Linked DNA regions of Homo sapiens: regions 1, 2, 3 and 4 are each linked to region 5. Evidence: chromatin contacts called from ENCODE Hi-C or POLR2A ChIA-PET data. All regions are on one chromosome and are shown on one strand. Each heading gives the region's core, a stretch centred on a gene start or an enhancer-like site at or near the end of the contact. The rest is flanking DNA. Distances are from core to core; before and after follow the strand shown.

Region 1 (3,856 bases), core at 1,168-3,667, 410 kb before region 5:
TTAGTATGGGGTCAACTAAAAGTCATATTTTAAGAATATTTACTGGTGTGGCACATGATAAAAAACATATATGACAATATATACATACAAAACTATAAAGAAGGGTTCTATTTTTAAAGATATGTGGGGGAAAAGAACTTAAAAGTCAACATAAAATATTAAACATGGATAAAAGGCGTAGTTTTTATCTTCTTTAATGTTTCTGTATTTTGTATAATTACCACACATTTTGTAATAAGGAATATCTATTAAAATTCTAACTTCTTATGTGTTGGATTATAGATATTAATAAATTATCATGACATGAGTGTAATGTAATTTGCTATGCTTTGCCTGCCAAGACATCTTAGGTGCTCAGATGTTGCATCACCTGAGGTGCTCAACTCCATCCATAGCCAGTAAATAGCTGAAAAGGAAGGAAACTGTTTATTGTGGGTCTACCCACATGTCTACTTGGCAAGCCCTTGTTTTTTGTTATTGTTTTTGTTTTTGTTTTGAGACAGAGTCTTGCTCTGTGGCTCAGGCTGGAGTGTGTAGTGGTGCGATCTCGGCTCACTGCAACCTCTATCTCCCAGGTTCAAGCGATTCTCCTGCCTCAGCATTCCGAGTAGCTGGGATTACAGGCGCATGCCCCCATGTCTGGCTAATTTTTGTACTTTTAGGGGAGACGGGGTTTCACCATGGTGGCCAGGCTGGTCTTGAACTCCTGACCTCAAGTGATCCACCTGCCTAAGCCTCCCAAAGTGCTAGGATTACAGGCGAGAGCCACCGCGCCCAGCCTAAGCTCTTGTTATCTAAACACTCCTTGAAAATAAATTCTACATTCAGCAGCCCAGATTTATCACCTTCTTTCCTTGTTCAGTGTTTAGCAATCCAGTTTCTGCTCCCAATGTTGTGTCAAAAGATCTCTTAGCCAATCACCAATGACCTCCTAATTGGTAAGTCTACTTTATGTTTTTCCTGTCCTTGAATTACGACTTCTCTCTGCTATACTGCATTTTTAATATTCTCCTTTGTTAGGGTTTACTTCCATATTCCTGTTGAATAGGAAAGGGTACTACACTCTCTCTGTTTTCCTTTTATCTATCCACTCCTTTTTATTTGTAAATAAATATTTATTTGGCTTTCTATTATATTCCAGGTACACCTGTGAGCAAGATTGGTAAAGTCCTTGCCCTGAAGGAACCTCCATGTTGGGGTTGGTGAAAGGAATATTAAAGAAACAAATAAACACATAAACAAAGCAATTTTATTTTAGGCTTCTTAACCTTTCTCTACTTCATACATAGGCTTCTTTCTTCCAGCAATCATTTCATCTTAGTGTTTTTTGGGGTTCCCTCTTACTGTCTCTTCTCATTATGCACACTTTTCTATCCTTTCTCATAGTTTCAACAAATCTGTTTAGTCTTGATCTCACCCACAACTCATGTATACAACTGTCCATCCACTGATATCTCTACCTGGTTGTCTGGCAAGCATCAAATTCAAGAAATGTCAAGATAAATTTGTTATATTCTTTCAACTTGCTTCTTCAGGAGGGATCTTCTCAGATGAAAAGTCTACCCTAGCCTAAAAACTACTATATACTCATGGAAAATGCAAATCATTACTCATCATTCCTATGTCTCTAATCTCCCAGAGTACCAAAATAAAGTACTGGTTTTCATCTCTGATCTTCCAGAACAATCCACATTATAAGTACAGTGACTTCTTTATTCTAAAATTTGTAAATAAATAAATGCAACCTCAGGGACATGCATGCACAATGAATCCTTGGAAGCCAAGTTTAAGTCTGGTGTTCCTAACTAATTCTATTCATTTCTGGAAATAGGTATTTACAATAAGATGTTAACATCAGAAATCTTGATTTCTATTTCCCCACACATCTATGTTACAAGTTTCCAGTTAATATCAGGCTCTGAACATCATGGCATCTCACTAAAAACTAGGAATGTACTAGGCCCTTAATAAATATGTGTCCGTTATCTCTTGTGTTTACTTAGAGATCCTGTACCTTGAGGCTGCTGCTGGCCAGTCACTGAGAATGAAACAAAACAATGAGAATGAAAATGAAACTGAGTAACTTGTTTTCTATTTTAACAAAAGGTTTTGAATTTGTGCTGCGAAGTAAAGGATACACGTATGTCTTTGATTAAACATTATGTGATGTATTTTCTGCCCTTACCTCTTGGCTTTGTTATTGTCGAAGATGATTTGAGATCTGTTTTATTTGTTTAACAACTGTTTGGCAATCAAGTGAATCTACTGTATTTTCCACAGCGTAGTCTTTTCCTTTCTTTTTCTTAAAAACCTAACAAAACAAACAACATCAGGGCAGTAGCCTCATGTGTGCTGGCCTGACCTGCTATCCAATCCGATTGGGCACAGGTTTCCATCCTGCTCACCCAGCAACCTGGGATGCAAGTCTACTAGCTGGCTGGGCTCATGTTCCCTCAGCCAGCTGAGTTGCTAGCCTCGGGAAGATGGTATCCTTTTTCAAGACAGAAAGGCAGCTGCTGGAGGCCACGGACCTGGACCTGGAGAAAGGCACACACGGACACCTTAGGTGGCACCCTGTCTATATTGTACCCTAAAACCTCTTCGTTATTTGCAGGAAAACACTTGCAAGGTACAGAGTGAAGTCCAAGCATATTTTATAGAACAGGTTGATTACAGCTATTAGAATCCAATTCCAATCTATATCATCACCTTCTAAAAGCACTCATGTTTTTCCCTCAAAACTTTTGCATGTCGCTTTTATTCTGACCAAGGTGAAATAAATGCCTGATTACTCCCACAAGCCTGAGTCTTCTCCCTCCCTATCCTCTGTCTGTATGCTTTCATCCCTGTCTCTGTTTTTCTGTCCTCTCTCTCCCTCTTTCCTCATACTCCAAAGGAGAAAAGGGCTGAGGAAGAAGATGTGAAACAGGCTTCATTGCCTTTAGCTGCTTCTAGAATGCTAAACCACTAATAATAACAATATTCACCATAACGAAGAAACGGGTCCAAAAAAGACTAAAAAACCTCTAACTCACATTCAGGTTATTTAAACCCCAGCATTTACAGGAGCTCGTTAAGAGAGATGGTGCATGACAACGCTACCCACGAATAAGGATGAGAACTTTAAAAGCATTTCTTTAAACAAGCAGAAAAAAAGAAAAAGAAATGCACCATCCTCAGACCCAGATGCAGGGATTGGGAAGGGGAGCAGTTATTTGCTAAAGGTGTGCCTCTCCACCCCCATTTTGGGGATCTTTGTATACACAATCCAGCCCCAGACAAAAGGAACAGGGCAGCTTTAGAGTCTTCAGAACTGGGGGCTGAGGAGGCGAGGGAAGAGAGGGGCATGATTGATGGAGTTCTGGTTGGCTTATAAAGGGCAGCCGGGAGTGCAGGGAAATAATCAGGGAAAAGGGCGTCCCGTGCTGGCTTTCTCAGAGGGGCGAAATGAATCCTGCTCCTCTGCATTATTAAGTTGTCAGGCGGGCTGATGATGAAAATCTGAAGGTCAGGCATAACAAGAAGCACCTTATGGGGGGGATCACGACCTTTCTGAAAGTGCTACACTCATGTTTATCTGCACCTAACCCTTATCCACAATTCTTCATTTGATAAGAACATTGGGAGAGGGGGAGGCAGGGAGGGGTGTCTCCTCATATGTATAAGCAGTGAGTGAAATTAGGCTTCCCGTGAAACTGATTGTAGAGGCTCAATTCACAGTGAAAGATAATAAACCAAAAGGACACACGAGGGATGCAGGCAGAAATTGTTCGCTACAGTGAAACTCAATAAAGGGAACAAGAGCTTCCCTAAATGACAAATTTGGTACAGTGGTGCTAAAATCAGGATTCTCCCT
Region 2 (4,295 bases), core at 1,768-4,267, 480 kb before region 5:
TAGTCCCAGCTACTCGAGAGGCTGAGGCAGGAGAATTGTTTGAACCCAGGAGGCGGAGGTTGCAGTGAGCCAAGACAGTGCCATTGCCTCCAGCCTGGGTGACAGAGCAAGACTCCGTCTAAGAAACCAACCAACCAACCAAACAAACAAAGAAACAAAAAAGCAAGCATCTTTACCCAGTATCTCAAGATCTCCACAGCCTGGAGTTATCATATATTTCCAACTTTATCTTCTACCATTGCCAACGTAATACTTTTTCTCTCCCACTCTGTTCACTAAGTATCTTTTGTTGCTCAACATGTGGGCTAATGTTAATACTCAACTGCCCTTTGCTCACCCACTGCCCTGAGGTTTGCAGGGGCTCGAAGGTATCCCTGGCAACTCCACTGTGGTCATTGTCTTTCCACTGAATTTCCCTGGAACTCACTCCATGCATCATTTGACATTAACAATTACTTTGTGATCTGCCCTTCTACTTTTCCATGTTACCCTCCACCAATCCTTTTGGGCTGAGAGTCCTCCAAGGGAAGACGTGAGATCCCATACCCTCTGTAATGACCAAAGCCCCTTGCTTATTGTAAAGGCTAACTATCCTTAAGTAGCTGAATAATTGAAGAGTCATTAGATGAGGAGCAAGGAGGAATTAACACTTTTGAGCACTTATTATTTTCCAGGCACACCGCCAAGCATTTCACATTTGCCCTTTATTACTTTCTCAGAATAGTCCTGGGGGTGGGTCATCTTCCTCACAATTTATGTATGTGAACACCAAGACTCTAAGTTCGGTGCCTTGCCTAGAGTCAGCCCACTGGTGAGGAGCAGGCTGCACAGTCCATGCTCACCATTGAGTCACACTGCATTGACTAAACAATGCTTACAGCAGAAATGTGTACACCGTTGTTCCCTAACAGCCAGTTCTACATGGAGTGGCCAGAGTAATTTTGGTAAAATATAAAGGAGATAACAGCAGTCTCAGGTTCTAAACCTGGCAATGGCTTTATGTTGCACTTGGGATAAAATCCACATTGTTAAGCCCAGTCTACATTGCCTGGCTCTCTCTGGTTCCTGATTATCTCTTGATATGGTTTGAATTTGTGTCCCCACCCAAATCTCATGTCAAATTTGAGGAGGGGTCTGGAGGGAGGTGATTGGATCATGGGGGTGGATTTCCCCTTGCCGTTCTTGTGGTAGTGAGTGAGTTCTCATGAGATCTGATGGTTTAAAAGTGTGTGGCACTTCCCCCTTCACTCTCTGTCTCCTGCTGCCATGTGAAGAAGGTGTTCGCTTCCCCTTTACCATCAGCCATGATTGTAAGTTTCCTGAGGCCTGCTTCCTGTTAGGTCTGTGAAACTGTGAGTCAATTAAGCCTCTTTTCTTCATAAATTACCCAGTCTCAGGTAGTTCTTTATAGCAGTGTGAGAATGGACTAATACATCTCTATCACCTATATCCTACCTGACAGATCTCTCTTCCTCATATGTTGGCTCTCTCAAGCCCCAACCACAGTATTCTTTGTATTAGTCTTCTCCTGTCTCAGGTTAGTTTGTCCTCTCTTTCTGAAATATTATTCCTCCAGTTCATTGCCTGGATTTCTCCTTTACCTCATTAAGATCTCAGATACATTACCTCTTCCAAGACGACTTCCTTGACCATTCCTATCTATAGTAGACCTTTCCCCTCTTTTACTGTCTATCCCTGTATCCTGCCTTGGTTTTCTTCTTAGAATTTAATCAGGACCAGACACCACTTCGTGCAGGTATTTGATAGTTTGTATGGTTCCATCACTGTCCTGCAAGTTCTGAAGTTCAGGGACTTCTCACATCTTATTTATTTCTGTATCCCCAGCACCTAGAACAGTGTCTGGCACTTTGTAGGTTCTCAATAACTCATTAAATAAATATCCAATAACCTACCATTCCATTAGGGCCATCTGAGCGATTGGGAGCTGGCTTCAGTCTTGATGATTAATTGGATTGTTCATTTTCATATACAATAAAGGGTGTCATGTAGGTTTCATAGAACCATATCATTTGAACATCTAATCAGGACATATGGTCCAAGGAAGTGTAGTTTTATTTAATGGGAGAGAAGTTTTGAGATAGATTGTCTATGAGAAAGCTTAAGGTCTAAAGTGGCTGTTTCATTGCTCAGCATTTTTGCAAGGGGAATAGATGTCACAGTGTCATTCTCCTTGATTCAATTACATCAGGATATAAGGTAAGAAGCCACATTTTAAAAAGGAAACTAACATGTAATGAGCGATGAACAGTCACTGCTCCATGTACCTTACATATATTTCCTCATTTAGTTTCCATAAGATAGATATTCTTCTCCCCAACCAACAGATAAGTCAAGTGCCTTGTGGTTGAAGCACTTGGCCACAGTAATACCTGCTCCGATTGGTAGAGCTAACATTGGTACATATGACTGTCTAGTCCTGAAGCCAGAGCACAAAAAATGGGAACTCATCCAAACCCACACATCTCTTTATCAGATATCCCCACTCCATTCACTTTCCCCAAAGTCACACCCCAATTCCAGCACCTCCCCTTCCCCTCCAATACACAAAAGTACACACACACAACAAAGCAACCTCAAATCTATGGAGGACAGCCAAGGATTTGAGGCTGAGGTTTCCTGTGCCAAGCACTCTCCCACTAAGCTGGGAATATAACACCTTCTTTTGACTTCAGTAAAGCTTCAACACAAATCTTAAACCTCATACACTCCTTTTAATCTGATTGTTACCATCCTGTGCAGTGGCAAAGTAAAGAAAGGACGTGCTTTTAAAATGGGGACACTAAGAAGATATAAGTAGGATACACAAAACACACACTTAGAGCAATTCTCAATGGGGTTAATGCATGATCTCTCCTGACCACACTTCCTCCTTCCTGTCTCCCTCTTCCTGTGCAGTAATAAGTAAATAAATGAACCAACAAGCCGCACTCTCCTATGTTTTCTTTTGAGAGAATAATATAACCTAAAAGTTTAATTGTTTCATTTTGCCCCCGCTGAGGAAAGCAAGTGCACCTACTTATGAGTCACACAGAGAGGCGATTCCTTTATATATATGATTTCATTTGTCTTTACCATGGGCCTTTAAATGCAGGCATTAATGATAAAGAGAATGCAGCTCAGAGGGAGTTCACTTAAGATGAAACAGCCAGTAAATAACTCAACTGGGATTCAAATTCAAATACGATGATTTCAACATCCACATTTTTCCACTTTCTTCTAATATGCAATAAATAAGTAAGCACATGTAGGTTGGGGCATAGAAAGTTGACTTTTTAAATTTGTTTAATTTTAATAAAACTCAGGCTACAGTTAAAAAAAAAAAAAGGAGGCAGAGAGTGGTAAAGATGGCTGCCTTGGGCACACATGGTGTCACCAGGACACGTGTTGAGATGACATCTCAACAGCTTGTTGGAAGGCAGATATTTCTGTATTTTACCTGCTGCCTGACCCACTCATGCAGGCCGGCAGTAGTTGACACAATCAAGCAATGAACTGCCTGACAGGAAGTAGCTTCTGTGCACTTCTATGCTCTCTGACTGGGAGAGGGGACTTCCTGGTGAGTAAAGCTAACAGCAGATGAATTAGTGCTTTTTACCAGCAGGAGTTGTGGACCCCTTCGTTTCTGAGGTGAAACCACCAAATACCAACTCAATCATGTCAGTGCTGTGACACCTCTTTGTCACAGGTTGACATGGGGTTTCTGAGGGGAAAGCTGGAAAAAAGCGGATATGAAATAAATGTTTATCAAAGCACATAGGGGAATAAAAGACTCAATTCTTTCTTTTCTCAAAATTACCTGAGGTGACAGACCACCAGGGAGCTGAACAGTGCAGAAAGTTGGGAACTTGGTTAATTCTATCGCGTGGCTGACTGAAACCTACACGCCGCCCTCCAAAGAACCACGCAGCCATCAACAGTCTAGTTTTCCTTCCAAGTGGCTGACATGGAAAATCAGACACAATGTGCTTCCCTGAATGCCCCAGATTCAGACAGACAACTTGAAAACATAACTTACAGATTCATTTCTGTCTCAATTTTAAATGAGGGCTATTTGAGACATTAAAAAAATTTTTTTCCCTTCCCATTTTTTTTATGAGATGAATGAGCTCAGTCGTGAGCTTAATTCTTATTTCTGGTATAGAGATTCTAGTATAACTGTCTTGTAGAGTTAACTTCAGAGTCGACTCTTTTCCTTCCTCAACTTCACGCAGTATGCTTCACCGTGCTACTGATTTAAAACATAATTTGATGCCATCCTTTGCCATAACTGTTGA
Region 3 (4,294 bases), core at 1,593-4,092, 350 kb before region 5:
TGGACCTCTGTTTTAGTGAATACCCCCCATTTTTTTTCCATAGGATATTCCTAAATATAGAAATTCCTAACAGTGAAATTTCTAGGTTAAAGCATGTTGTGCTCTGAAAAGCTTCTATCGCTTTGTATCACCACACACAAAACTTCACTGTCTTACACTAACGCCAATCTGAAAAAGTAGAAATTGTAACAAATTAGTTTGCCTTTTTTTGACTTATGAAATTTTATCTATATTCATAAATGTACTGACTGAGTACTTGCCGAGTACTGACCAGGACTTGTACTGACCAAGTGCTGATCATTTTCTTATTAAATTGTAAGACCATTTTATTTATAAAGGATATTATCTTTTGGTAGGTCAAATATTTTGAACACTGTACCTAGGTTTTTATTTGCCTTACATTTTCTTACAGTGATCTTTTACTTCAAAATTTGTTTTGCTAGTGTAGTGAAATCTATCAATCATTGTTCCTTTGGTTTTCTGCTTATAAAGAATTTACTCTTGCAATAATTATAACTATCATTTATTGAAAGCTTACTATGTGCTGAGACATGTTCACTGAGTGAAAATAATTATTCACTTATTTTTTCTTTGCTTTTTCTTCTTTTTAGTTAAATTTTAATATCTCTGGAGTTTATTTTGGTAAATTATGTAAAGAAGGAATCTAACTTTATTTTTTGCCCAGTGATAGCCAGTAAAACAGGATTTGGTGAATAATTCAATTTTTCAAAATTGGATTTGAAATGCCACCTTTATTATGCATATTTTAATGGCAAAATGCAAAATAATCATGGCATACAAGACATTCTTCTGTGACTTGTGAAGACAATATTGTTAATTTTAATTTTCAAAAATATGTGTACATGGTTATTACTTCCATTAATAGTATGGTTCTTAGAGAAGTTCATGGATATTAATTAGAAACTTAGGCTTTCTTTTATAACTTAAGTTGCAATCTCAACTCTCAAGTGTATGTAAATTTCAACCGAATCATATAAAATAATGCTGACTAGTATTTTTACTGTAAAAATTATAACTAGAATCAGTAGCATAAACCTTGTCTTAGTCATTCCAATGGGACTCTACCCAGTGAAAATATTGTACACTTATGTTGCATATCAAGGTATTAAAAAAGCCATAGTGCGAATAATACCAGCTTGAATGCAATTTATAAACCTTATTTTATGTGTGTGAAAATACTAAAATACTTTATCTCAGATGAAGAATTAGCTTCCTGTCAGGAAAAATTTAAATTAAGACTTCTTGGTTTACAACTTGGCAAAATCACATCTGAAACCCATTTTTTGAAGCTCTATAAATCAGCAGAGCTCAGCAGAGTACAGTTTTGTTGTTATTATTGTATGTGAAAATATTTAGATCTGGACTGGCAGTGTTTCCCAATCGTGCCAAGTAAAAGCAATCACCTAGATATTAAATTCTGAAAAAATCAAAGAATATAAATGCACAGAAAAAAAGAACCCTAAGCACTATTTCTTTCTAAGAGTATGAATGCTATAAATAAATGATGGGCAGAATCTCTAGAATATGCTCAACCGTATCTTTGAAAAATATAAATATTAAGAGAGTGGAAAACTCTTTTTAATCAAATGTCTACCCAGGAGAGCCACCTTTCTTAAAACTATTTTTGAAATAGAAAATATGTAGAATTTTTCCTTTTACCATTTTGCTTTTCTGGACAGGAAACTATGATTTTTTGGGGGGAGGAAGAAGGGTTTCTTTGTTTGTTTATTTAGTTGAGAACTGTCTGTCTATATGAGCCCAGTTATATTTGATGCTTCTGCCCAAGGGTCTTTTTGCAGAATAAAACTAGAACAAGCACACCCATTGCATGGATGGCTGCAAGAGAATCTATTTCACATCTCTTGTATCATAAGTGGAAAAGCAAAGTTTCCATTTTATCATTTCTTACTCTATAAATATGGGTTCTGTCATAGCAAATTAAAATCACATTAACTTGTGATATGTTCTAATAAAATCTCTTGGTTAAAAAAATTGTGCATTATATTTTCTCAGAAGCGGTATAATTTACGAGGTTAAAGCAAGCACTCTGGAACCTGATCACCTGGGTTTCTGCCCTAGCTTCGCCATTTACTGTTTGTGTGGCATGGGGAAGTTATTTAACCTCCCTGAGCCTCAGTTTCCACACCTGTGAAAGGAGAGTAAAACCGTAAGGTTGGAAGGAAACTTGAAAGGCATTAATATATATAAAAGAACTTGGAACACTGCTGGGCACCTTTTAAGTTCCAGAAAAGATACAATTATTCCTGTTTTCTAATTGTAAATGACACAACTTTTAATGTTGGCTTTTTTAGTGTTTTGTAGTTTTGAAATTGACAGCAATAATGTAACTAGACTGTGCTGTTTGATTGGAACAGAAAAAAAAAAATCTTAAAATGACATAAGATAAGCCATGTCAAGTCATCTGATTTAATGCCTCTGACCAGAGTCCCCAGGCCCCTTTTGGTATAATCTTAGGCTAATCAAAGCCAGCAAGTCATCAGACCCTTGGATAACTGAAATAAAGTCCTAAATGTGATTTTATGAGATAACATAAAAATGGAAAATTTTTGTTTTTTTTCCTTTTCTTAAAATAATACTGAAGAAAAATAAAGTAACTAGACCATATTTTATTCTTATTTAACCAAAAGATTAGCACAGTGGGTTACTGGTTTTCTTCTACTTTTTTTTTAAATTTTCCATTAAGCAAATTCTTTTAAAACAAATTTGAACTTTTCCCATCCCAGTGATTCCCACGGACAGTTGGCAAAGAATCTTGGATAACTTGCAAAACTGGGATTTTTTCCAGGCATGAGTAACTTGTTAAAAAGCCACTATTTCCTTAATACTAACAGTAAATAGAGTTCACATCCACATAAATCCTCTGTGGCCCACTGGGGAAAGTTTTATATGTAAATGTGTGTGTGTGTATGTGTGTGTGTTTGTGTGTGTTTGTGTGTGTGTGTGTGTGAAATCTTTTTTTAATTCATAAAACACTTGACTCTCAGCATGTCTGTTTATATTTCACTTCTTAAAAATAAATACACACTTTTATGCCAGTTGAGGTTAAAAGGTATCCTTTTTCCAGTTGCCTGCTGTGTGCCAATGATTTTATGATGGATGGGTTTAGAATACCTGGCTAGAATTCTTGAAGAATATTTCCCTTCAATTTCTTCTATTTTTAAAAAAGAGAATAAAACTTAGTTACCATGTAATTAAAATACATGTTTTCATGAAATTTGATTTTATTGGAAAAGCTCAAGTAAATATTTTCAAGACTTACAGGAAAAACAAAATGTGTAATTTTAAATTCAAATAGCAAAATCAGTTTGCTTTTTGAGCATTGGGATGGAGTGTATGGTAACCTTTAGCAGTTACTATGAGTATAAATCTCCATTTTATCCATGGATAATAATAGGATTTTCCCATTTACAAGATTTGTTAAGGGAGACGTGCTTTAAAGTTATTATTGTAAAAGTCTGTTGTGTAGACGTGTTTAATGAGGCAGGCAGAGGTTAAGGGGGACTTTGCAAGACCACGTAATGATACAGCGTGGGTCAGGGACTAGAACTTACAGGGGGCATTTCTGTCCCATATCATTTGCCAGTGCTGCATCTATAGCAGAATGTTCTATAATCCTCTTTATCTGGGTGTTGAACAAGCAAACTTCTCTTGTCTTTGCACTGCTGGACTGGGTATATTTTGATAACAGGCAGTCCCGTGAGATATCTTGCATTTCCTGCTTCCGGTCAGATGTTCCAGAAGAATAACTTCTCTACATATGTTTTTGCATTTTTGATCACGATCCCAGCTGGAATCAGGAAGTTTGGAGGCAGCATGGAAATGGAAACTCGATGAAACTCACAGCAGCATTGTTTTGACTTGCAAAAATATTTAATTTTCTGGTGGTCCGAAAGGGGAAAAAAGTCCGTATCAGCTATTATCTACTTAAAACTATGCTACTACTTCAGTTCCTTATTCAATATACATTTTTATTTAAAAGAATAGGGTCCCTGTTATGTGGGAAAAGATTGCCCAAGGTCAGGTACCTAACCACAGAGAGACCTGAGGTGGGAACTTTTAAAATTCTTAATTGAGGACTTAATTAAAACAACATTAGGCATTACCACTGGCTTCAATTACTTCTTGTGCCCATATAAAACCTAACATCTTATAACTCCTCTAATGAACCTAATGTATTTAAACAAAGGAAGAAGGAAGAAATAGATAACTCAGTCTTCTCAAAAAGCTTAAAGATGAATTCTCGACATTGTGT
Region 4 (4,256 bases), core at 47-2,546, 410 kb after region 5:
GCTCGGTTACAAGCTTCCCTAGATAACCCGTTCAGGAACAGCAAGGGCTAGACAAACGTCCTGCACTTCAGTGATCAAAAAAAAATTAAATTAAAACCCAAATCATGGCAACCCAGAGGTGAAAAAATAAGTTGGAAGGCCTCATTTCAGAGTATGGACTCAAGCTGGCAAGCCAGGATTCTGATCTGGGCTGCCTCATTTACTACCTCTCTACCAGCGTGGTTTCTTTTATGTCCTCCTTTCCTCATCTAGAAAATGAAGATAAAAATACCACGGAACTCACAGGGTTGTTAAGGAGCGTAAAGAGTTCATACAGTTGAAACTCTTAGAATAGTGCCTGGCACACTATAAAACTACATCATTTTAGAATTAGTACCAAAAAGACGAAAAAAAAATCTGTTAGGCAAGGGATCTTCAGAATGCCCCCTTTTAAGAAATTCAAAGACGCCCCCTACCAAAAAAAAGTAATACATTTTTTAAGAAGCTGTCATAGTAGCTTGAGAATCACAAATGGTATCAAGGGCCGTACGGAAACAAAGAGGAACTTCTACGAAGGGCTTGAGATATTCTTCTCCGGCCTGGTCATTACATTAAAAGCCCTCTCCGTGCAAAGTGACTGCGCCGTCTGTTTGGCCATCGATGGATAGATAAGCGGCGGCAGGATGTGTTAATTTCTTGTTAAGCGCGTGTGCATGTGCACCCGGCAAACAATAGGCTCCAGGAGGCAGAGCTGCGCCGCCCCGGCCCCCACCGGCGCCCCATTTCCGGACTCTTGGCCACACACATCCCCCCTTTGTTTTCCCGGGGCCGGCCGCGCGTGTCGCTGCCGCGGCCACCCCACCAAGCTTTTCCGCCGGCCGCGCCTCGCCAGGAGGCCGCGAGGTCGCAGGGAGGAAGAGCGGGAGGAAGCAGCGGGCGGCGGCGGCGGGGCCTGGCCAGGGGGCGGCGGGCGACCGGGGGACGGGGGACTGGCGGCCCTGGGCCCGCGGAAGCGCCGCCGCCTCCCGCCGCGCTCGGGGAAGGCCTGCGCGCCGCGATAAGGCGCTTCCCCGGCCCATTGTCTGCGCGCCGCGGACGCCCAGTGAAAGTTCTCCGGGCCCGGCGGGGCGCGCAGCCCCACCCGCACCTGGAAGCCGGCGCCCTCCGGGGACGCTGGCCACTGTGACCCCCACCCCCGGCCGCCCACCCTCCAAAAGCGGAAGGGCGGAGGGGTCGCCTCTTGGGTGTCACCGGCCGGCGCACTCCAAAGGACTTTTAAAGGAGCTTTGTTAAACGGATCCTAAGTCCAGCTATTTGCTGGGGAAAATGCCTTTGGCTTCGGGCCAGGGCAGGTCCTCTCAGTTCTGGGAGAGTCAAGGCCACTTGCGTTTATGAGCCTCCTGGTTAATAAGTTACAAAAAGAAAAATGAAATGTGGAAGCAAGAAGTGTCATGTTGTACAAATTAATGTGCTTAATATACATACACGAGGGACACACATAAATATAATTTTGCTATTTACTAGCAGGATTTTTAAAAATGCCAGCTTTAAATTCCAAGCAATTGTGGTTGGAAATGAGACACATGTTGAAAGTTGCGTGATGTGTTTTTTCTTTCTTCATTCCGTTGAGTGTATAGCTGAGACCGTGTAACCTCATTTGGAGGTCACTGACGTTTTCAGTATAAATTTGAGACTCTTTATGTATGGCAGACCAGGACCAAGGGACTCTAATCCTTTACCCCCCACCCATGCCCCAGGCCGGAACCAGGATGAGCTGATATATGTGTATTTTTTTTTCTTCAGGGTAGCAGCATTTCAAGCCCATTCTCTCTATGTTGGCTGCTTCTGTGTGTTTGCCAGCTCTACAAGGATGTTCGTTACTGATCATTTACACAGAATACGGAAATAGCATAGAAAAGAACATCCCATTCATTCATACATCTATTATATATTGGACTAGTCCTATTATGTTTATTTCAAACAACCTGTCTATCATCTACTGCATGTAATACTCTAAATGAGCTTCTCTACTACAGTAAGGGCCTTTTAAAATACAAATGTCTCAATGGAAAAATATTCATCATCTATAGCACACCTGTCTGGCTGCCCAGTTCTAGCCCTGTTTGTTCACCGTCTTTGAGCTATTTGGTAACTCTGTAAATTATAGGTAACTGATAGCAGTGTCCTTTCTAGGATATAGTTAACCGAACACCACCACCTCCCTGGTGGAAAAGTTTCGTCTCCATTTACAATTCATCTCAACATTCTTTTATACATTTATGTATATTCCATATACATTTATGTTCTTTTGACTTTTCCTTTGAACTGGTTATGATATCTGCCTCTTTCCTTCGTATTATAGCAGTAACAGACATTCTTTAATATGTCTTCATATTTGTATCTGTATGAGAGTCATGATTTTATCGTTTTTTGAAAATTATCTTTTAACAGGCTTTCCAGTTATGTGTATCACAAATCAAAGGGAAAACAGGAAGGAAAGGCAGGAAAAAAAAATTAGTGACAATTTTAGTTCACAATCAGATGTAGGAGGTAAATCCATTAATTTGTTCATTACATATATGGAGCACTACCTGAGGGGTTATGACTGTGGTATGCTAATGCAAGGCACTTATTGTCTCTCTGAATTATTTTTATTAACTAATAAAAAATTGGAGGTAGGAAGAGCTCCAGAATTAGTGCCAGATCACTATTCAAGTCCTGATAGTGCCACTTACAGATTGTGGCCCAAGCAAGTTACTTAATCCTCAGAGCCTCAGTTTTCTTAGCTATAAAATGGGACTGCTAATAATTTCCTGCCCAGGATTATTAAAGGAATAAATGAGATAGTCTTTGTGAAACTGCTGCTACTGCATCTCTTGCTTAGGGAATATTGGTTGACTTTATATTGTATTCTGTTCTTTATTTGGAGTAAATACTTGGGAAATAGCAAGATAGTGTAAGATATCCAAACTGAGAGGCTACGAATATATAGTAGAAACAGGAGTTTGAGGCAGACATAAATTTAACTTTTAGGGTCTGTATTTAGCTGTGTGTCTTAGACCAAGTAAAACCATCCCTTTGAACCACTACTACCTCTTCATTTGAACAAAGAGATTAAAACATTTATCTGGGAAAATTGTGACGACTGAAAACAATAAGCACTGCCCAACAGAAAGAACACATTCAATCAATGGTACCTATCAATAAGACATTTCAAAATAACTAAGCTTCTAATTATAACCATAATGTGCAGTAATGTATTTCACAGACAAGTTGAATGCTATGATGCTATGATTCCTTCTTTTTTTTTTTTGGGTGGGGAAGGAGTCTCACTCTGTTGCCCAGGCTGGAGTGCAGTGGCATGATCTCAGATCACTGCAACCTCCACTTCCTGGGTTCAAGTGATTCTCCTGCCTCAGACTTCTGAGTCGCTGGGATTACAGGCGCTTGCCACCATACCTAGCTAATTTTTGTATTTTTAGTAGAGACAGAGTTTCGCCATGTTGGCCAGGCTGGTCTGGAACTCCTGACCTCAGGCGATTCGCCCACCCTGGTCTCCCAGAGTGCTGGGATTACAGGCGTGAGCCACCGCGTCTGGCCATGATTCCTTCTTTTTAAAGAAACCACAATAAATCAGAATTTCTTCTTCCAACTTGGATATATTCTTCCTGAAGTGGCTGAAGACTAAAGAAAGGAATCATATTCCCCAAACTAAAATGCTAAATCTGTACATGGAGAAAAGAATGTTAGTTGTCATCTGTAAGTGAAATCATTGGTGGAGCTTAAGAAATTAGAAGCTTCAGGAATCCAATAAAGAAATCCACATGGTTAAGTGCTTCCTTAACATTTCTTGGAATGTTGTCTCTTTTTAGTCTATGACAAGGATTTAGTATTCTATTACACTGCATCTGATGTGTGATAAGTGTGTGTCGGGGGAGAACTATAAAAAGAAAACATAATAGACAAGTAAAACCTTGATGGCCACAGTCCTTTCCAAGAAAAACTTCAAGTACCACCCTCCCACCTCTCCATGAATAAAAGCACAGTTAATTAGACTAAAGGTGGACACCAGACATTTAGACACCAGTTCCAAAGAGTAGCCTATCATGGATAAAAAGATGACAAATAGAACAATCAGATTCTCCTTCTGAAATTCAAATTGGAAAATAGAGAAGAGTCAAAGAATTGAGAGTAGACACTCAAAAAATTTAGAGGGCACTGAGAGGCAGAGTTAGGCACCTGAAGAATCAGGACAAACCCAAGTCATGAAGGAGTGT
Region 5 (3,829 bases), core at 1,041-3,540:
CCCAATATCATAATTCTATAACTGATTTTCCTCGGAAGGGATTACATCCAACTTGGTAACCAAGCAGTTGATACTCAGGATAGTTTTGCCTTCTAACGAATTTGTGCCAAAATTCAGAATATCACATTACAGCATTTGCAAAAGAATAGTGTAAAGGCCAGAGAAAAAATGAGCAATGCAGAATATTGCTCCTTAAGTCATCAAAGAAATACAGACAATGTGTCCTATTACGACACCTCAAATACCTGTCACTAACTCCATCCAGCTGTGAGTGTTCAGGAGACAATATTAACAGATGTGTGGTTGGAAATTAGCTGTTTGGGGGGTATTTTTAATGAGATAGTTCTTTATTATTTTTTCTAGAATAAATTCCCCTTCTTTAGTTAGCCTTGATAAAACAGTGTCCAAGGTAAGTCTTGGAATCTCATCAGAAATCTCAAATGATTATTTTAGCTCTTTCAACTTTCTCCTCTTCAAAGCCATTAAACAAAGCAACTAATGAGTAAATATATAGGATGGCTTAAGATTTATTTCTTTCTCCACGGTTTATTCAGAAGTAATAAAATATTAGCAAAGGTAGCCAAGGCGGCTCATGCCAGTAATCCCAGTACTTTGGGAGTCTGAAGTTAGAAGATCACTTGAGGCCAGCAGTTCAAGACCAGCCTGGGTAACATAATGAGACCCCCATCTCTACAAAAATAAAATAAAGTAAATTCGCTGTGTGTATTGGCGTGTGCCTCTAGTTTGAGGTACTTGGGAGGCTGAGATAGAAGAATTGTTTGGGCTCCGTAATTCGAGGCTGCTGCAGTGAGCTATGATTGCATCACTGCACTTCAGCTTGAGTGACAGAGCAAAACCTTACCTTCAAAAAAAAAGGCAGAAAATAGTAAAGTTAAAGAAAAAAATGTTAATAGCCAAATCCCGGGTTGATTTTCATAGATTGAAAACTCAATTTTAGAGGAAAAGAAGGGTCAACTGAATCTTCTGTGTGTCAGGTGCTCACTTAATCTTCCCAATGGAGTCAGTACCTATGAAGTACAAATGAGGTGCCAGAAAGCTGCTATGTTCCAGAACCAAGTCTTTTCTTTGAAAGACTAAATTCTCTGCTTTGTCCCTGCTGCTTTGAGAGTTTGGTTACGTATATGATAAGGCCGTGTAATAATCTTGACATCTATGACTTCTATTTGAAGAACACAACTATGCATCTTTTCTGCATCCTAATAGAAGCAGACCTATTCAGAGACAAGAGTCTTTGTGCATAGTTTCAACTTTCATGCACTTTAGTCACCTGTTTTTTTTTTTTTTTTTAAGGCAGATTTTGACTCCAAAAGTCCAGGATGGGGCCTGAGGTTCTGCATGTCTAACAATTTCCCAGCTGATGCCAAAGCTGCTGATCAGAGTCTACACCTTAAGAAGTAAGGACTGTCAGAGAGCAGTGAGCTGAAGTGCCAGGGTAGAGACTTGGGATAAGGGGCCAAAAGGACTGGCTTCTGTCAAAGTTAAAACTTGGCGCCCCTAGGGAAATTCCTTCAGTGGATTGTGGAGCCATTTGCAAAACAAGGGCTAGTGTAGTCCTCTGGTTGGCTTTTTCACCAGCAGGCTTGAGGTTCTCTACCCATACACAGCTCTCCTGAAGTCCACCGCTGTTTTGTTTGGACAGGCTGGTCTCAAGTCTGAGCTTGCACACAAAGAGCTTATCACCAACACTGGCCTTTCTCTGGCAGCTGTTTTCCTTCCGAGTCCCAGGGCTCTAGTCTGAGGGCAGGAAAAAGGCTTGCTGGAGAAAGAAGGGGTGCTATCAGCAAGCTGTGGTAGATGCCTGGCTTCAAGACCTTGCGGGGGAGTACCTCTCCCACACATACCTCCTTACACACACCCCAAAGATCAGCTTCTCCACTATGTCCTTGCCCTAGAATAAGTATGAAATAAGCAGTTTGATAAATCTATCGGTTTTGTCCATAAAAGCTGGCGAAGAAGCAGAGACTAAATTACTTCCTATAATAAAACAAGGAATTTCTATAAATTACAAGGACTGAATGTCAAGTCCTACAGAAAAACCTGCTCATGGGCATATGTGTCCGTGATGGAACAACACATATCCCACCAGCATGAGGTCAGGCATATGAAATCAGTATGAGGTATATGAGTGCCACATCTAGGAGAACTGATAAAAATCAGAGTCGTTGTCAGCTGTGTAAATTGAGAGGAAAAGGCGCCTTCAGCGACTTCCTTTGGGGAAGGCTTGTTTTGTGCTGGTGAACTGCTCCCCCTGGTGGATCAGAAATCGTCATGGTCGGGATTCCATTCTGAAGGGAGCAAACATGCTCTGGAGAAAACTGGGCAGTTGCAGGTATAGAGATATCCTCCCAAAAAAAGCTAATTTCTGAGCCCCCAGAAATACATTGAATACCTTCTGGGACCCTAACTGAGTCTTAGTGTGGCCATGATGTGAATTGCAAAGTTTGTCTTCCCACATTATTGGAGTTGTCTTGTGTATTCTCATTATTATGGTTGTTTCAAAATTGTGGCTGTATATTGATTTGAGAGATACGGAAAAGTCTTAAGTCCTGTATTTTATTTTATTTCCACTTTAAAAGCAATTCTGGATATTTACAAGGGGAAAAAGACCAACAGCGAGGAGAACATTTTTCTGTGAAATCATTTGTTTCCCTTACTGTCTACTTTTAACTGCTCTCTCTGAGGTGGTCATGTCGATTGTGATTAATTTATGCCTGGGCCTCTTGTTCTACTTCCCTCAACCTAAAAATAAGTTTTGTGATTTTCTCAGGATGAAATTTCTACTTTCATTATTTATGTCAGTGCCAATAGAGATAGTTTATGTTGTTGTTTTCATTAAAGAGATTTTTTGTATGCCCTGCCATGCACAAAGAGGAGATTTTGCAGGTCAGGCAGAGATGAAAATCTCTGACAACACTCTTACTCTTTCGAACATTCTGCAATGAGGATTGCAGCTTCAGTCCAAACAGTGTATAAGCTAAATAAGGAAGTGTTTTAAATATTTATTTAACAAGACATATTTTAAATAACCTACATATGTAAATAGAGTTCTTAGCCTGTACATTATTGCCAGGTCGATTCTCATGTTCTGATATATAATTAATTACTGGTTTATTCCTCTGTAAACCGAAGCAGGGAATAATTCCGTGATGCCAGGTCACTGATGTCAGCAAAATGTAATACCCTTTGTCAGTGGGATCTGTGCAGGAGAAATTGAGACTGTAAAATCTGTGATGGTGGGTGCCAAAAGGTGTCCAAAAAACAAGTTCCTATCTCCATTTTAGTTGTTTTCTCCTGATGTGTAGACTTTTTCTCTATGTTACCTAAGTGGGATTAGAATGCACATTTTTTATGTTAATGCAAACTCAGAATGCCTATGCAGTCTAAACTATGCATTTTATAAGTCACCTAAAGTGTCATCTAAAGTAAATGCATATCATGACCATTTTAAGCAGCACTATTATATTTAGAAACAATAACAACACAAATATCAATCATTTTGGTAATTCTTGATCATTGAAAAAATGAATTTTTAAATGTTTAAGCAAAATCCACAAGTCATTTTTAACTTTTTGAGAGAAAAATATGGCGATATGTATGTATATATATATAATTTTGTTTTCACTTAAATGAGCACCTGTCTTTCAAATTACTCTACTAAAAACTTCTAAAGGGCAAAAATTCTGAACATCAAATTTGTCAAGGGTATAGATAGCCCTAGGAAAGAAAAAAGCAGGCAAAAATGTGGCACCTTTTCTCCTTAGACTTCATTTCTGATGATGTAAAATAAGTAATCATCTCCAATACCTTA

Evidence for each region. Hi-C counts contacts between places; a loop is a spot of excess contacts on that map. ChIA-PET counts read pairs that join two places held with the same protein, here RNA polymerase II (POLR2A). Pooled maps may share reads with other maps.
Region 1: a loop to region 5 is called in a map of IMR-90, with 2.7 times the contacts of the local background. The contact joins two enhancer-like sites. A Hi-C loop is called at or near these places in 1 of 168 maps with a recorded cell type or tissue (IMR-90) and 4 of 50 pooled maps.
Region 2: a loop to region 5 is called in a map of endothelial cell of umbilical vein, with 4 times the contacts of the local background. The contact joins two enhancer-like sites. A Hi-C loop is called at or near these places in 1 of 168 maps with a recorded cell type or tissue (endothelial cell of umbilical vein) and 4 of 50 pooled maps. POLR2A ChIA-PET finds 5 or more read pairs at or near these places in 1 of 52 experiments (activated naive CD4-positive, alpha-beta T cell).
Region 3: a map of ovary shows a loop between it and region 5 (9-fold over the local background). The contact joins two enhancer-like sites. A Hi-C loop is called at or near these places in 7 of 168 maps with a recorded cell type or tissue (Right ventricle myocardium inferior, aorta, ascending aorta and 3 more), 1 of 37 single-sample maps with no recorded cell type and 13 of 50 pooled maps.
Region 4: a map of ascending aorta shows a loop between it and region 5 (2.2-fold over the local background). The contact joins two enhancer-like sites. A Hi-C loop is called at or near these places in 3 of 168 maps with a recorded cell type or tissue (aorta, ascending aorta and chondrocyte) and 2 of 50 pooled maps.

The regions. Positions count from the first base shown.
Region 1 is chr15:95,667,917-95,671,772 of GRCh38, reverse strand. No RefSeq gene overlaps it. Among named protein-coding and RNA genes, the nearest start is that of LINC00924, 240 kb to the right of the region's middle. Within about 2 kb of position 2,417, at least 5 of the 41 ENCODE cell types and tissues checked have a DNase peak (open chromatin) inside an H3K27ac peak, as active enhancers do.
Region 2 is chr15:95,733,358-95,737,652 of GRCh38, reverse strand. No RefSeq gene overlaps it. Among named protein-coding and RNA genes, the nearest start is that of LINC00924, 300 kb to the right of the region's middle. Within about 2 kb of position 3,017, at least 2 of the 41 ENCODE cell types and tissues checked have a DNase peak (open chromatin) inside an H3K27ac peak, as active enhancers do.
Region 3 is chr15:95,603,464-95,607,757 of GRCh38, reverse strand. No RefSeq gene overlaps it. Among named protein-coding and RNA genes, the nearest start is that of LINC00924, 170 kb to the right of the region's middle. Within about 2 kb of position 2,842, at least 4 of the 41 ENCODE cell types and tissues checked have a DNase peak (open chromatin) inside an H3K27ac peak, as active enhancers do.
Region 4 is chr15:94,841,756-94,846,011 of GRCh38, reverse strand. No RefSeq gene overlaps it. Among named protein-coding and RNA genes, the nearest start is that of LINC02852, 250 kb to the right of the region's middle. Within about 2 kb of position 1,296, at least 22 of the 41 ENCODE cell types and tissues checked have a DNase peak (open chromatin) inside an H3K27ac peak, as active enhancers do; they include ascending aorta, where a contact is called at or near this core.
Region 5 is chr15:95,258,057-95,261,885 of GRCh38, reverse strand. No RefSeq gene overlaps it. Among named protein-coding and RNA genes, the nearest start is that of LETR1, 67 kb to the left of the region's middle. Within about 2 kb of position 2,290, at least 8 of the 41 ENCODE cell types and tissues checked have a DNase peak (open chromatin) inside an H3K27ac peak, as active enhancers do; they include ascending aorta, where a contact is called at or near this core.